2 separate regions of the Homo sapiens genome follow, and region 1 is linked to region 2. Evidence: read pairs that join two places in POLR2A ChIA-PET (ENCODE). Cell type or tissue: OCI-LY7. All regions are shown on one strand.

Region 1 (4,000 bases), 340 kb before region 2:
AAGAAAAATGGGAGATTCTCAGGGTGGGAATTTTATAATGACAGAGTGAGGAGCTTGACAAATCTTTGGCAAGAAAGCAAAAATAAAGCTGGACAACATTATCAAAAAAAAAAAAAACCAAAAAAAAAAAACCGGCTGGGCGCGGTGGCTCACACCTGTAATGCCAGGACTTTGAGAGGCCGAGGCAGGCGGATCACGAGGTCAGGAAATCGAGACCATCATGGCTAACACAGTGAAACCCCATCTGTACTAAAAATACAAAAAATTAGCCAGGTGTGGTGGCACGCACCTGTAGTCCCAGCTACTCAGGAGGATAAGGCAGGGGAATCGCTTGAACCCAGGAGATGGAGGTTGCAGTGAGGTGAGATCGAGCCACTGCACTCCAGCCTGAGCAACAGAGCAAGACCCCGTCTCAAAAACAAACCAAAAAAACGGCTCTTGAGCTACTTGCTTGAGCCCGCTCCCACTCTGTGGAGTGTACTTTCATTTCAATAAATCTGTGCTTTCACTGCTTAAAACAAAACAAAACAAAAAAACCTTAAAACTAATACTTCATACTGCATTTTGAAGTCAGTAAAAGCTCCAGGCATAGAGATAAAATTTAGAAAAATGGAATACAGTCCAATCAATTCCAAGTTCTTTAAGGGCTTATAAAAGACTCTGCAGGACGAGCTTACACCTATAATCCTAGCACTGTGGGAGACCAAGGCGGGAGGATCACTTGAGCCCGGAGTTCAAGACCAGCCTGGGCAACAATACGAGACACTGTCTCTATAAAAAAATTTAAAAATTAGCCGGGTGTGGTGGGCCCGTGGTCCCAGCTACTTGGGAAGTTGAAGTGGAAAGATCGCTTGAGCCTGGGAGATTGAGGCTGCAGTGAGCCATGATTGCACCACTGCATTCCCGTCTGGGCAACAGAGCAAGACCCTGTCTCAAAAGAAGAAGACCTTGCATATGAGACTTAGTACAACGTTCTACATGGAATGATCACTTTTTTTTTTTTTTTTTTTTTTGAGATGGAATATCACTCTGTCACCCGGGCTGGAGTGGAGTGGCATGATCATCTTGGCTCACTGCAACCTCCGCCTCCTGGGTTCAAGCGATTCTCCTGCCTCAGCCTCCCGAGTAGCTGGTATTACAGGCGCCCGCCACTATATCCAGCTAATTTTTTGTATTTTTAGTAGAGGTGGGGTTTCACCATGTTGGCCAGGCTGGTCTCAAACTCCCGATCTTGTGATTTGCCTGTCTCCGCCTCCCAAAGTGCTGGGATTACAGGTGTGAGCCACCACGCCTGGCCAGAATGATCACTTAACAAAAGACCAGACAGCTTAACAAAAGATCAGAAGATCTACAATGTGCCAGGCAGTGTTCTAGAAGTTAGGGATACAATGCCGTAAAATTGGTCAGGAGTTTGAGACCAGCCTGGCCAAGATGGCAAAACCCCATCTCTACTAAAAATACAAAAATTAGCCAGGGTGGGCACCTGTAATCCCAGCTACTAGGGAGGCTGAGGCACGAGAATCGCTTGAACCCGAGAGGTGGAGACTGCAGTGAGCAGAGACTGCACCACTGCACTCCAGCCTGGGCAACACAGCGAGACTCCGTCTCAAAAAACAAACAAACAAAATTGGGATTCTTCAAGAGCCCCAGGTGTCATAGAGATCTCAGGGTTACAACTATAGGCCTAAATAAGAACTGGTCTCCAGCTGCTACTAACATCAAAGATTGAAACACAAACAGCCCAATGGCTGACCTTGCATACTACAGAACTTCCCAGATTTGTTACTCACAGAAGATCCATCCTCTTCATGCAAGCCCTCTTTCCTCAGCTGTATTTTCTCTAAAGGGCGTAAATAAGGACTGTCCCAGCAGAACCACTCATCATAACGATGGTTCCAACGCTTGAAATGGATGAGTACTTTTCCTTCCTCGTAGTCAATGTCTTCTATGTGAGCTGGATACCTGAGTCAGAAAAAAAAAAATTGGCATTCCTTTAATACCCACCCCAAATATCCAAATATCCATAATGGTACATTTCCAAACCTCTTCCCAAAGGAGAAGGTTACCAGGCCTACCGTTTAGAGACTCTGTGTAGTTGGGTCAAATCACAAATTATGGAGGGTAACAGACTTGAGGTCCAAATCCTAACCTGCATATTCCTTAGTTTATGAACTATTTTATTTTATTTTATTTTTGAGACAGAGTCTCGCTCTGTCACCCAGGCTGGAGTGCAGTGGTGTGATCTTGGCTCACCGCAACCTCCTGGGTTCAAGCAATTCTCCCTGCCTCAGCCTCCCGAGTAGCGGGGATTACAGCGCCCGCCACCATGCCCAGCTAATTTTTGTATTTTTAGTAGAGATGGGGTTTCGCCATGTTGGCCAGGCTGGTCTCGAACTCCCGACCTTAGGTGATCTGCCCGCCTCAACCTCCCAGAGTGCTGAGATTACAAGGGTGAACCACTGTGCCCGGCCAGTTTATGAACCATTAAATTAAACTTTCAGAGCCTGAGTTCCCTCATGTAAAGTGGAAGAAGCACACTGGGTTGTAGTGTGGATTAAACAAGATGACATACACAGAAGACTTGAGCACACAAGAGGCAGGAAGAAAACATTAAGGATTTAACAACTAGATTAGATTTTACATGTGCCAATAAATCAGAATGACCATGCAACCCAGACTGTATCAGACAGTCTCAATTTTAAGCATTTATAAGCAATATAATGGAATACTGTGCAGTTTTTTTGGTTGTTGTTTGTTTGTTTTTTTGAGACAGGGTCTCGCTCTGTCGCTATGCTGGAGGGCAGTGGCGCGATCTCAGCTCTCTGCAACCTCCACCTCCCTGATTCAAGTGATTCTCCTGCCTCAGCTTCCTGAGTATCTGGGACTACAGGTACGTGCCACCACACCCAGCTAATTTTTGTATTTTTAGTAGAAACGGGATTTCACCATGTTGGCCAGGATGGTCTCGATCTCTTGACCTCATGATCCGCCCACCTCAGCCTCCCAAAGTGCTAGCATTACAGGCATGAGCCACCGTGCCCAGCCTTATACTACGCGGTTATTAAAAAGAACAAGATGATTTTATCTGTCAAGATATGGAAAGCTCTTCTAAGATATACAGTTATATGATTCAGAACACTGTATATGCTAAGCTATTGTTTCGTTTTATTTTGATTGATTGATTGATTGATTGAGACAGGGTCTCACTCTGTCACCCAGGCCGAAGTACAGTGGCGTGATCTCGGCTCACTGCAACCTCCCTCTCCCCAGCTCGTGTCCCTCCAGCCTCAGCCTCCCAAGTAGTTGAGACTACAGGCACACACCACCATACAGTGCTAATTTTTGTATTTTTTGTAGAGATGGAGTTCTGTTACGTTGCCCAGGCTGGTCTCAAACTCCTGGGCTCAAGCTATCTGCCCAGGATAGCAGATCCTGGCTCAGCCTCCCCAAATGCTGGAATTACAGGCATGAGCTACCACACCTGACTTACTTTTTAAAGAGGAGAAAAAAGGATATGTATTCACATATGCTTATATATGCATAAAGTATCTGGAAGGATGCCCAAGAAACAACAAAGGTTACTTGTGGAAAAGTGTGGTCAGTTCAGTAGATGGTTTCTTTCAACCTCCATTCAACCTTCTTTCTAGACTGAGAGTTAGGAAAATCAACAACTACATTTCCCTGACTTCCTTACAATTGGTGGCCAAGGTCATAAAGACCCTTGGGTTAGTGGCCAGGTCCAGTACAAGGCCTATCAAGCTTCCACACACATGTAAATCATCAAGGTATCCTGTTGAAATGAAGATTCTGATTCAGTATGCCAAGCTGGGGCCTAAGAGCTCTCACAAGCTCCCAGATGTTGCTGCTGCTGCTGCTGCTGCTGGTCTGCAATAAGCCAGAGCCTAATGTCTAATCATCAGTTTCATGCATGTCAAGCAGCAGTGGTGCAGATGGCAGTGCCAGTAGTGACTTCCTGACCAGATCACAGCTACGATTGTGG
Region 2 (4,000 bases):
TGGTCCTGGATCTCACCTTCTTGTATCCTCAGAGCCTCCTCCAGCTGCCGACTGTGTGCCTGGCAGGCATCCAGGGAGGCTTGCAGGGTTGCAGTGCTGGCCTCCAGACTGCGGCTCAATTCTGCCTGCTCGAGGAGATGCTGCTCTTTCCCCTGCAGGGCAGCATGAGCCTTGCCAAGGGCCTCCTGCAGAGCCTCAGCCCGGGCCCGGGCAGCCTCCTCCTGATGCCGGGAGGACTGACTTTCTGCCCGCAGAGCTTCCAGCTCCTGGTCCCGTTCCTTGAGCACTGCCTGGGCCTGCAGCCAGCTGTCCTGCAGGGCCCTGGTCTCCACCTCATGCTCCTGTGCCTGCTCAGCACACTGCTGCTGGAGGGCCAACAGAGCTTTCTCCTGTTCCCGAGACTCAGCCCTTAGGTCTCCCAGCACCTCCTCCAGGGCCTGGACCCGCCGTCCCTCCACTGCCAGCTCTTCCTCCAGCCTTCGTGCCTGTTCCTTGTGGTCCTGAAGCTCTCCATGACGCTCCTTCAGTGTCATATGGGCTTGCTCCAGAGCTCCCTGGAGGGCGTCTGCCTTTTCCTTCACCCTCTCCTCCTGTCCCTGGGCCTGCTGCTGTTCTTGCTGCAGAGCCTCCAGTTCCTGGTCCCTCTGGGCTAGGGCTCTCTGGGCCTCATCCAGTTGACTCTGAAGTGACTGCTCCTTCAGCTCCCCTTGTTCCCTGGCTTCCTGCAGTTGCTGCTGCAGGACCACTATTTCCTGCTCTCGCTGGGACAGGAGGAGGCTGGTCTCACCTACCTTCCTGTGCAGGCCCTGGAGCTGCTGCTCCAGCTGGTCTTTGAGCTCCTGGAGTTCATGGATATGCTCCTGCTGACATTCCACCTCCTTCTCCTTATCACGCAGGATCAGCTTCATGTGCTCTAGGCTCCCGCGCTGTGCTTTACTTGGGCCCTTCCCTTCCTCTGCCCGTTCCTGCATCAGCTGCCTCTGAGTGGTCAGCTCCCGGCCTCGCTCTCTCAAGGACAGCTTGATCTGTTCCAGGTCCTCCTCCAGGATCTTGGTCTGCCGGGTCCTCTGATCCTCGAGAACCTGAATCCTCTCCTTCTGCAGCATCAGCTCCTGGTCTCTCCTCTCGAGATCCTGAGTCAGATGCTCTTTCTGCCTCTGCAGCTCCTCGATCTGTTCTCGCTGAGACTTCACCTCCTGGTCCCTCTCCTGCAGCTCTCTTGCCAGAACGGTGCTGTGGCTCTCCAGGTCATGGATCTGGCTGCTTTGTGCCTGCAGCTCCTGGCTCCTTTCTTCTAGGTCCAGCGTAAGGTGGGTCAAAGCCACTCTCTGGGTTTCCCTCTGGCCCTCCAGCTCCTTGATCAGTTTTTGCTGGCACTCCATCTTGTGATGGTTTTCCTCCAGTTCCAGGGCCAGGCATTCCAGAGTAACCAACTGCTTTTTCAGGTCCTGAACCTGTCCTCTCTGGGACTCAATCATTTGGTCTTTCTTCTCAAGTTCTAGAAGCTGATGCTCCAAGACGTTCCTCTGAGTCTCCCGATCCTTCTCGAGCTCTCTGATCTGCTCCCTCTGCACAGTCAGCTTCTGCTCTCGCTCCTGGACGGCCATGGGCAGATGCTCTAAAACAGACCTACACTTCTCTAGCTCCTGAATCTGTTCTTGCTGCAGATCTACCTCTTGGTTCCTCTTCTTCAGGTCCAGAGACAGCAATTCCAAAGCAGCCTTCTGCATTTCCCGTTGCTTCTCCAGTTCCTGGATTTGTCCCCGCAGAGTCTCCACCTCCTCTTCTCTTTCAGCTAGGGTCTGGGTCAGGAGGGCCAAATTCTCTTGCAGAGCCTTCCCTTGGGCCACCTTCAGTTCGCCCTGCTCTTGCAGAGCCTGGGCTCTCTCACGCTCACTCTCTACTTCCTCATTTTTCAGCTTCAGTGCTGAGCGAGCCGTTCTCAGGTCTTCTTCCAGGATGCCAGCAGCACTTGCCTGAGCCCTGGCTTCTACGACAGCTGCTTGCAGGTGTTCCACCTGGGCTGTCAGGTTCTCCTTGGCTGCCTGAAGTAACTCTCGCTCACCCTAGAAGACAAGATGAAAAGCCACTTTAGACTACACTTCCCTGCTACTGTCACCCCAACACCGACCCTTCTCTTTCTTATTTTGTGGCACTAGCAGTGATAAGGACTTGGGCAAAAAAAAGTGGTGGTATATTCCACTTAAGCTGATACTGTAAAAGGGCATCCCTACCACCTTCCAGGACTCTGCTATGCCCAGGGGAGACGCTGGTCCTTCAGGACAAGGGGCAAAAATATCAACCTCAATTCAGAAAAAGCAATTGAAGGAGGATTCATTGGAACCTGAATAATGGCCCCCAGGGACATGGAGACAGCCAGAGGAACTGACAGACTTGCTGAAGGAAGTGGGACACAGGACCACAGGCCAAGGTGGGCCCAAGGGACTACTCCTGAGGCAAACCCCTCCCTGAAACCAGTACCACTTTACCTGGGCTTCCATTCGCTGTAGCTCTGCTCTCCGCAGGCGACTCTGTAAGGATGCCATAGTTTCATGTAGTTCCATCAGCTCAGATTCTAGGGAGTTCTGCTTTCCTTCCCACTTAGATTTCTCTTTGAGAAGAGAGGAGAGGAGAGGAGAGGTAGTGGAGTAAGACCCATGTTTGGGATATAGAGGGATATAGAGGCAGATGGAGGATGGGGAACAGATTCAAAGGGAAGGAAGGCCAAGAAGGAGAAAATTATATCCAGTGTCCTAGAGATATCAAGGACATCAAGAGCTGGCAGATGCCAGCTGCTTCTATTTGCCTGGCAGCACTCCCTGCTGCTGCCAGCCCCAGCACTGCCTGGTAATCATCCCAATATGTCCTCATCCTCATCACAGAGAGCCTTGGCCCTCAATTCCAGACAGGGTTGAGCCAGATGACACTGGAGGTTCCTTCTAGCCCCCAGTCCTATAATTGTGCAGGAGCTCCTAGAGACCCGGGTGGCTCTGCTGGTTGCCCACCATTTCTGCAACAGGCGTTGGAATCCCATTATTTTTGTGGCTCTCAGGGAACCCTCAAACGGCCTCAAAAAAGGCCCAGACCCAAGGTGTCCTCTTCTCTTTTTTTCTTTTTTTGAGATGGAGTCTTGCTCTGTCACCCAGGCTGGAATGCAGTGGCACAATCTCGGCTCACTGCAACCTCCACCTCCCGGGTTCAAGCGATTCCCCTGCCTCAGCCTCCCGAGTAGTTGGGATTACAGGTGCCCACCACCACACCCGGCTAACTCTTCTCTTTTACAGTAGAAACTTGAGCTTCAAGACCCTTCCTCTCCTGTCCTTTGTAAGGAGTCATGACACTTTCTAGTCCTTGGCTGGCACATGGATATATCCTCCCCAGATCCCCTCTCTTTGCTTTCTCCCAAATAAGCTCATAATCCCTCAGCTACCAAAGGCTAACTTGGAGGACACAGTTGAAGATGATAAAAATAAGTAACATGGATGACAAAAGATGCAGTTTTATAATGTTCTTACAGTCCTGGCCCTGGGTCTCCAATTTTTTTAATTTTTAAATCTACAGAGACAGAAAATGGAAGCCCAGCCATTTCCTTCTTTCAGTTCATCAAATCTGTTCCTCCTAATCTCTTCTTCCAGGATGGGCCTCAAAGGCCAAGCAAAGCTGAAAAAATAGTTCAAGGTGGTCAGCACCCCTTTGGAAGTGCATCTAGATCTCACCTCACATTTCTGGGTAAATAATGCAGTGCAGCTGGGCGCAGTGGCTCACGCCTGTAATCCTAGCACTTTGGGAGGTCGAGGCAGGCGGATCACTTGAGGCCAGGAGTTCAAGCACTCCCTGCTGCTGCCAGCCCCAGCGCTGCCTGGTAATCATCCCAATATGTCCTCATCCTCATCACAGAGAGCCTTGGCCCTCAATTCCAGACAGGGTTGAGCCAGATGACACTGGAGGTCCCTTCTAGCCCCCAATCCTATAATTGTGCAGGAGCTCCTAGAGACCCCGG

Evidence for each region. Peaks named below come from ENCODE experiments on the same cell type or tissue, not always from the same donor. Only the 100,000 strongest peaks of a DNase experiment are listed, where the experiment ranks them.
Region 1: POLR2A ChIA-PET joins it to region 2 with 7 read pairs; 4 of 35 experiments call an interaction of 5 or more read pairs at or near these places.

Annotation. Positions count from the first base shown.
Region 1 is chr20:35,840,535-35,844,534 of GRCh38, reverse strand. It overlaps PHF20 (PHD finger protein 20), which reads right to left. Exons shown (of 18, transcript NM_016436.5): 3 at 1,791-1,962. Among named protein-coding and RNA genes, the nearest start is that of PHF20, 71 kb to the right of the region's middle. In OCI-LY7, no CTCF peak of the experiment used is centred here; no DNase peak of the experiment used is centred here.
Region 2 is chr20:35,500,456-35,504,455 of GRCh38, reverse strand. CEP250 (centrosomal protein 250) reads right to left here. Exons shown (of 35, transcript NM_007186.6): 29 at 2,490-2,611; 30 at 1-2,066. Among named protein-coding and RNA genes, the nearest start is that of CEP250-AS1, 11 kb to the right of the region's middle. In OCI-LY7, no CTCF peak of the experiment used is centred here; a DNase peak (open chromatin) is centred at 1,955; H3K4me3 peaks cover 339 bases; H3K27ac peaks cover 1,665 bases.